Regions from separate parts of the Homo sapiens genome. Here region 1 is linked to region 2. Evidence: chromatin contacts called from ENCODE Hi-C or POLR2A ChIA-PET data. All regions are on one chromosome and are shown on one strand. The core of a region is the stretch at or near the end of the contact, and the rest is flanking DNA. Distances in the headings are between cores, read along the strand shown. Region 1 holds the start of PRMT9 (protein arginine methyltransferase 9). Region 2 overlaps ARHGAP10 (Rho GTPase activating protein 10).

Region 1 (4,091 bases), core at 123-2,622, 260 kb after region 2:
TCATGCCTGTAATCCCAGCACTTTGGGGGGCTGAGGCGGGCGGATCACCTGAGGTCAGGAGCTTGAGACCAGCCTGACCAACATGGAGAAACCCTGTCTCTACTAAAAAGACAAAATTACCCGGGCGTGGTGGTGCATGCCTGTAATCCCAGCTACTCGGAAGGCTGAGGCAGGAGAATCGCTTGAACTTGGGAGGTAGAGGTTGCAGTGAGCCGAGATCGCACCACTGCACTCCAGCCTGGCGACAGAGTGAGGCTCTGTCTCAAAAAAAAAAAAAAAAAAAAAAAAAAAAAAAAGAAAAAAAAGAAAAGAAAGAAAAGAAAGAAGAAAAAATCAAAGTCCTTACTTTGCATCATAATCCGCTAGGTGCAAAGGTCACAAAAGTGATTAAGAATAGCTCACAATGTAGTGAGCTGGAACCTGAAAAACGGATTAGGATTTACACAGGCGAGTGCTCAGAAAAAAGGGTAGTTCAGATAATTGGATCAGAAGAGAAGGCAAAAATGCATGACGTGTTTTTGAGAATTAGAGGAGCCCTCAAAATGTATTAGTGTGATATGCAAAATGCTCGATTTAAGATATTATCCATTAATGAATTTGAAAATGGGGACAAAAATAACTTTTCAGCCGTAATAACTATGCTCCCCTCCCTTTGAGTTTCGAATCTGTATCTTAGAGGCCACACTTGAATGTGGAAAAACTTTGTATTAATGTAAACACTATACAGTGATAAGACACGAACAGTGAAATAACCCCTAAGCTCATCTTATAACTGAACAGATAGGTGGTCAGAGAACTTGGATTTGAACCATGCCTATGCCACTAGCTGGTTGTGTGACCTCCAGCAAGTCACTTCTCAAGATACCACGTTTGCCATCATTAAGACGAGTGTGATCCAAAGGTCCACCTAGCCAGGTTTTGTGAGAATGATTTGAAATGCCTGTGAAAGCATTTCCTCTACCACGTCTGAGATGCTTTTGTTATCTCCAGGTTCTTTCAGGTCTTGAAATTTTGTGCATCACGATCCAAAATGTCTTAAGCATCATCACAAATGCTTGACCGTCCCTCATGAGCGGGTGGCGCTTCGCGCTGCCTGGGTCTGTACAACAGGGTCTTGCAGTCGAAAGCCACACACTCCCGGAGTGCAAGAGGGAGAGAAAGCTCTGCTTTCAGCCGGGAAAAAAAAAGGGCGCAAGACCGGACAGGTCCTGCCACAGACGTTCTCCTATGCTCACGCACAGTGGTCGCTCCTGCGGGAATGGGCAGCAGTGACGTGCCCACGTCGGGCGCGCTGACGTTCGCGTAGCGTGCGCCGCTGGCCAGGTGCGCAATAGTGGGGTATGCGTCACGGTCTGCGCCGCCCGCGGGGCCAGGACGGGGCGGAGCTTCCGCCTGGGCTGGGGTTGGCGAGTTCACCCGCGGCGGAGGGTAACTTTGCTGTGCTGTTTTTTGAGCAGTTGTCTGGTCCCTGGAAGTGTAGCATCGAGAGAGTTTTCTAATTACGTTTACAAAATATCTTCCCTTTGGCCATACAAGTGGTGACTGCCATGTCGAACTCGCGGCCCAGGTCCCGCCGAGACGCCGGGGGTGGCGCTGGGGCAGCCGGCCGGGACGAGCTGGTGTCGCGGTCCTTGCAGAGCGCAGAGCACTGTCTGGGCGTCCAGGACTTCGGCACTGCCTATGCCCACTACCTCCTCGTGCTCAGCCTGGCGCCGGAGCTGAAACACGACGTGAAGGTGAGGGTCCTTTTTTCTCACTTGCTGGCAGATCCAACGTCCTCGTAAAAAAAAAAAAAAAAACAGAAAAAAAAAAAAGCGGAGGGGCTAGGGTGCCTGGGTGGGTGGTTGCTGTTAATATTTAGGGCCCTTTTTTCTCACTTGCTGGCCGATCCAACGTCCTCGTAAAAAAAAAGAAAAGAAAAAAGGCGGAGGGGCTAGGGTGCTTGGTTGGGTGTTTGCTATTAATGTTTACTGTTCAACCTTGACATCTTTCGTTTATTCACACCTACGACCAGCCCAGAGGAAAATCCTGCCGTCTTCACCTTCGAAATATGTCCAGAATCTTACCAGTTCTCACCATCTTCCCCTTTACTACCCTGGTTCGAGCTTCAGTCATCTGCCGGCTGTTGCAGTCGGCTCTCAACTGAGCTCTCTCCTGCAGTCTGTGTCAACATAGCTAGCTTTTTGCAACAAAAGTCAAATGTTGTCATTTCTCAGTTTCAAAACTTTCATCTCGTTTAAAATTTTAAAGGCCCTCGAATTGGAAATGAGGTCTCACGTGATCCTCTTCTCCTTATATCTAATTTAAGCATGCCCTGGCTTGAGGGCTTTTGGATTTGTTATATTGTGTGTAGTAGGAATATAGTGGGCCTCTAGTTGAATAAAGTGTGTAATTAGCCTAAAGTGATTATCATTTAATGATGCGTTCTTTAAACTTCAATTATTGGATTATTTGCAACAATTACTCTGTTGAAATGCTGTTCTTTTTTGAAGTACTTTTAGAATCTAAATTACGAAAAATGATTTAACTTAAAATTGCAATTACTTTGCTTCATTTAGACTGAGGGTTTGTCAACCTCAGCACTATTGACATTTTGAATGGGATAATTCTTTGTTATGGGGGAGGGGAGGTGTCCTGTGCATTGCAGTATGTTTGGCAGCATCCTTGATCTCTACCCACTAAATGTCAGTAGCGTCTAGATGTTTGTAGTTCATGTAAACTTAGTGTAAATTTCAGGACCAGCTGTCCTACTTGAGGAGGAGATGATATGTTGAGATACAGTTTGCTTCTCTTGGTAGGCAGCAATAGAAAAATGGATCAACTCAAGTGATCTTTCCTCAGTTACTTGTTTCTTAGTTTCCTCTTCTGTGAAACAGGGACGCAGCCTCTCTTAAAAATGTTTACTGGGTATTAAAAGTATATTTAGACTGGGTGTGCTGGCTCAGGCCTGTAATCCCAGCACTTTGGGAGGCGGAGGCGGGTGGATCACAAGGTCAGGAGTTTGAGACCAGCCTGGCCAATATGGTGAAAACCTGTCTCTACTAAAAATTAAAAAATTAGGCCGGGCGCGGTGGCTCACGCCTGTAATCCCAGCACTTTGGGAGGCAGAGACGGGTGGATCACCTGAGGTCAGTAGTTCGAGACCAGCCTCAACATGGAGAAACCCCGTCTCTACTAAAAGTACAAAATTAGCTGGGCGTGGTGGTGCATGCCTGTAATCACAGCTACTCGAGAGGCTGAGGCAGGAGAATTGCTTGAACCTGGGAGGCAGAGGTTGTGGTGAGCCGAGATCACGCCATTGCGCTCCAGCCTGGGCAACAAGAGCGAAACTCTGTCTCAGAAAAAAAAATAAAAATAAAAAATTAGCTGGGCGTGGTGGCATGTGCCTGTAGTCCCAGCTACTCAGGAGGCTGACGCAGAAGAATTGCTTGAACTCGGGAGGCGGAGGTTGCAGTAAGTCCAGATTGTGCCATTGCACTCCAGCCTGGGCGACAGTGTATGACTCCATCTCAAAAAGAAAAAATAAAAAAGTATATTTAAAATTTGTAGTGCAATGCCTGACATTCAGTAGGGTAAGCAACTAGTCTGTTTCCTGCCGAACAAAGTCTGTGTTTGTTTGTATGGGCCCCCTGTAAAATGCTCATTGCCTGCTACTCTATTCCCCATACCCAAACTCCGGCCACACCAAGCCACTTATCTGTAGACCCTCTGATCCATTTCATATAATCTGTGCGGGGTTTTTTTTTTTTTTATAGAGTCTCACTGTATCACGCAGGCTGGAATGCAGTGGTGCGATCTCGGTTCACTGCAACCTCCACCTCCTGGGTTCAAGCAATTCTCCTGCCTCAGCCTCCTGAGTAGCAGGGATTATAGGTGTTCGCCACCGTGCTTGGCTAATTTTTATATTTTTAGTAGAGATGGGGTTTCACCGTGTTGGCCATGCTGGTCTTCAACTCCTGACCTCAGGTGATCTGCCTGCCTTGGCCTCCCAAAGGGCTGGGATTACAGGCATGAGCCACCGTGCCCGGCCAGAATCTCCTTTCTTATCCTTGTCTCTCTAGTAAACTCCCTCAAGATTCAGTTCCAAATAT
Region 2 (4,385 bases), core at 892-3,391:
TGGTCTCAGATTTTCAGGATTTCTGTTCATTAGACTATCTTTCTGAAATTAACATATGATCAACCAAAACAGAAAATAACTACACAGAGACTTAAAAAGTCATTTACAGTTAACCTTTCACATTAACACTATAATATAGTCATCCGGGAAATATTTATTGGAAGCCTCTGTTCAACACTCTAGACATTCATTCTAACTTAAACTAGTTTTCTTTATCCAAATAGCGTGTAATTATGTGTTTCTTACAAACATCCTTTCAAATGGTAAGTCAGTTAATAGGGCTGCTTCTTTATAAAGTAAAAGAAGAAAATTCAAAACGGCTAGTAAGTTCTAAAGAAAAGGTATATGGCACCAGGAAAAAAAAAAGGAGATGGGAGAGTTAGTAAATTGTGGAATGGAAAGTGTCAATTCTGGTAGAAATAAAATGAAAGGATGGCAGGAAAGGCAAACCCCTAAGGAGTATGATGGCTTCTTTGACTCTTAGAACTCTGGGCTGGTACACTCAGCTGTGGCATGGCGGCAGGGAGGAATGCAGCATGGGTATCACAAAGCTGGGCTTACACGCTTCTAACAACCTGGCCCAGCCATACCACCACAAGCGAGTTGCAAACCTATCTGAACTTCAGATCTTCATCTGCACAATGGAGATAATGTAAATGCTCTCACAGAACGATTGAGAGCATCAAGGCAAATGAAGAACGTATACAGATTTCCATAAATAATTAAACGTAGCAGGTTATTGCCACTGCTGAGTCACTGAAAAGTATAAGCAAGCAGTGATGGTACCTACCCAAAGGGAGGAGGCAGGAAATGGGTTACGACGAATGATATTGAGCCATCAATATCAATTTGCCTGGTTTTCTACACACCTACTATGCAAAGGAGAAAGTAAGAGGTTCATGGAAAAGACTATTTCTCCCTCACTCCACGATGATGTCTTAACTAAGACCAAAAAAAACCTCGTTGTTTCAGGGTTTTTTCCCTCCCTTATACTGTATTTGTCTTCATAGAGAAGGCAACATCTTGTTAGCATTTCCTTTTTAAAAACACTAAAAAGAAAAACCTGTCAAAATGGTACCACCACATTAAGTCGTGCATGCTACTTAAAAAGTTTTAGGCTTGGGATGATGAAGGGTGGATGACAACTCAATGTTGGGCTGAAACTTTCTGAAGATAAAGTAAAACAGGAAGTGATGGTTATTTCACAGGCATAGCATCATACATATGAGGTCAATTACTCAAAGGTCTGAAGACTTTTAAAGCACTTCAACATTTCTTGATTACAGCAACTGACAGCAATATGCAATAAACTACAACAATGGCAATTGACACTGATTACATTTTGATCAGTTCCTACAATTCTGAACTCATTTGTTACTGAGCTTGTCAGACAAGCCACAGATACATTCAAGAAATCAAATTAAGCCCCCTGATTAAAGGTGCAATCCTTTATAACTAGGACTAAATAATTCTGTTCTAAAGACTTTGCCAACCAATTACTTCAGTAACTGAATATTCTCTCTCTCATTAAATCAATTATTTAAATCTCGTTTTAACATACAAGTCAGATAACATTTTCAATCAACTTGCTACCAGCAAACCACCTTTTTAAAATCCAAGAGGCTTCTAAAGGAAATCTTTTATTTCCAGCTTTCTACCAAATTATGATTCCGTATTTTGAGAATCATATTCTGTCTATGGAAAAATAAGCCATCATTCTAAATTCATGGAATAAAAAGCAGCTGTCACATCAGAAGCAAATGACTACACAGTGTCTATGTTACTAATTCTCTCTTAAATTTTCACTGTTTTCAAATAGCTCAATCATCCCTAGCAGTCCTTTAGAATCAGTGAATGCACTGGGACTAGGCAGAATTTAATAATTATTTGGGATTCAAATGTGAAAATACATTTGGAGGGTTCATTCAGAATACATGTTCTACCATAAGAAAGATAAAAACAATTTGCTTCCTTTCTGACCAAGGAAGGACACTTTATGGGTTTGTTAAAAATCTAAACTAACAAGCACAGATAAAAAGAGTTGACTTTTTATTTGGGTGAATGTTTCACGCTTACGTAACCACTGGTCATTTTTTTGAAACTGAAAATCTGCAGTCCAACCTAAATGCAAAGTGCAATTTTATGCAGCTGCTAGCACCCTACTCAACACTGACTTAGGTCCAATTTTAAAGTACTTGAAAAAGCACAGTGAATGGATGAATTTTGAAAATATGTTTTATACTTTTCAGCTACGTTAGTTCACTTTTTTCCCCAATCTATGCAACAAAGCTGTCCTACAAAGGAAACAAGGTAATGGTTTTCAAGTAAAACTCTTCTCATTTCTTGTTTTCTGTGGTTTTATGTGTGAAAATAAGGTCATCCAGCCCTTCTTGCAAATCAGATTTAGAATTAACCACTGAGCTCACCAGACCACACAAACTACTACCACATTTTCTCACAATTTCCTCTTCTTCCACTCTGATGTTTTAAACTAAAGTAGGGAAGAAGGAAGAATGTATAACAATTCTACCTCGTATCAGTTCTAATCTACCATGAACTATTGTAATTGATATTTTACATTCTCACTCCATTTACTAAAAAACCATGACTCACCTAAAGACAACTCATCTGATATTTCTCCCTGCCTTTCCAAACTGTGCTAAGTTTCTACTTTACAAAAACAATAACAACTTCTACCAAATCTGTGCGCCCTGTCTTAGAGGCTGCAAAGGGGAAGAAAAAGGCAGGCATCTGCTTATATGGGCATGTTCTTTCAGCAGCTTAAGAAGCTTGGTCCAGGGAAAGGCTTAGAGGCTGCTGGAAATCCAGCGGATAGCTGCCTTAGGCTCCCAGAGGGGAAGACAACTAAGAATACCCTCTCATCACCGGATGGAGGAAGGCAGCTGCCTGCTCCTTTACCTGGCCTCGAGGAGAATAACTGCCTCTCTATTTAGACAGTTTTCTATGGTCAATGTCATTGCTATTTCATGCCAGCTGGGAATTAGGGGAGAAGGAAAGAAGGGGGAGAGAATAAAGAGGATAAGGAGGGAACAAAGGGGCAGGAGAAGGAGGACGGAGAGAAGGATAGTGGAAAGAAACATTTTGCTATTTTAATATGAAATATGAAGGGAAAAAACATACCAGAAAAAAGAGACAAGTGAAAAAACATGCAAGAGATTAAGCATATACCCTTTTAGAAATCATTATAAACTTTTACATGAGTATTTAAATAAGACTTAAAACACTTTAACAAACAATACAAAGTACTTTGTGTAAAAATGGCAATAAAAAATTCTAAAGTAAATAATTAGCTCTCAAGAACTACAGAGAATTGGATAAATGGCAGCTCTCCTCAAAAAATAGTACATGGCTTGGGACTGTTTCTCAAATACTTAAAAATTAAATTATTTCCCATTTCTACAAAGACAATGCATTACAAACAAAATGTTCCTTGAAAAAATTCAAATTTGAAATAAACCTATTACCTGCAGGAATAATAATAAACACTAATTGCTTTAAAAAAGCAAAGTTAAAAACTTGGCAGACCCACACAATTTTTTCCTCTTCAGGATATACATGTAACCCTCTAACAATGAGCAAAATGGGAAAAGTTGGAGAAAAAAATGCCCCTAAGATTATGTAGACATGACTATTCAAAACTCTAAAACCCTTTTTTTGGAAGAGGCGTTAAATTATTTCCATTTGAACACTCAATCAGTGTTCAATATGAAGGGAAAAAACACACCAGAAAAAAGAGACAAGTCCACTCCATCAGAATAAAAGGAAAGAAATAAGGAAACATTTAAGTGATTAGGAAATAGCAAATAAATATATTTTGTCAAGGGCTAAGGTTTGTATTGGTAGCATAAGGTAATAAGAAAATGGTATTAATGCTAATGAAAATCCAAAGTTTTTGACTGATAATCTTAAATTCACACTAGGAATTATTTATAGATTACTCAAAACAAATGTATATTGTGTAACCCTCTTAAATGAATGGCTTAATGAGGAGGTAACAAGTCAGTATCTGTCTCACATCAATTCTCTAACTTTCCTCTGATTGCAGAATGGTATTACTGAAAACATAAGCATTTCCCTTGCCAGCAATATGTGTGAGGTTGTGTCACACTCATGTCCTGGGCTTCTCTACTCTGAGGCCCATGAAAAGTAAAAACAGTTTTCCAGGTCACGAATTTTTTGAGGGTTTAGATATTTAAAAACACCTTGTAAGTTAAGGACTGGCTTGGGACATTTCCCATGAGCAGAGCAAACTACCACGCTGAGTTTAGCAATGCTGTACACGTAGAATTTTATGAGATGACCAACAAATTTTGAGACAGCTTAGCACTTCAAGGTGACCACAGAAAAACCCTTGTTCAAACTTT

Evidence for each region. Hi-C counts contacts between places; a loop is a spot of excess contacts on that map. ChIA-PET counts read pairs that join two places held with the same protein, here RNA polymerase II (POLR2A). Pooled maps may share reads with other maps.
Region 1: a pooled map shows a loop between it and region 2 (4-fold over the local background). The contact joins the promoter of PRMT9 here to the enhancer-like site in region 2. A Hi-C loop is called at or near these places in 1 of 37 single-sample maps with no recorded cell type and 9 of 50 pooled maps. POLR2A ChIA-PET finds 5 or more read pairs at or near these places in 1 of 52 experiments (activated T-cell).

Annotation. Positions count from the first base shown.
Region 1 is chr4:147,681,444-147,685,534 of GRCh38, reverse strand. It overlaps PRMT9 (protein arginine methyltransferase 9), which reads left to right and starts at 1,372. Exons shown (of 12, transcript NM_138364.4): 1 at 1,372-1,736. The coding sequence starts at 1,548.
Region 2 is chr4:147,941,272-147,945,656 of GRCh38, reverse strand. All of the region lies in intron 14 of ARHGAP10 (Rho GTPase activating protein 10), which reads right to left. Among named protein-coding and RNA genes, the nearest start is that of MIR4799, 160 kb to the right of the region's middle. Within about 2 kb of position 2,141, at least 2 of the 41 ENCODE cell types and tissues checked have a DNase peak (open chromatin) inside an H3K27ac peak, as active enhancers do.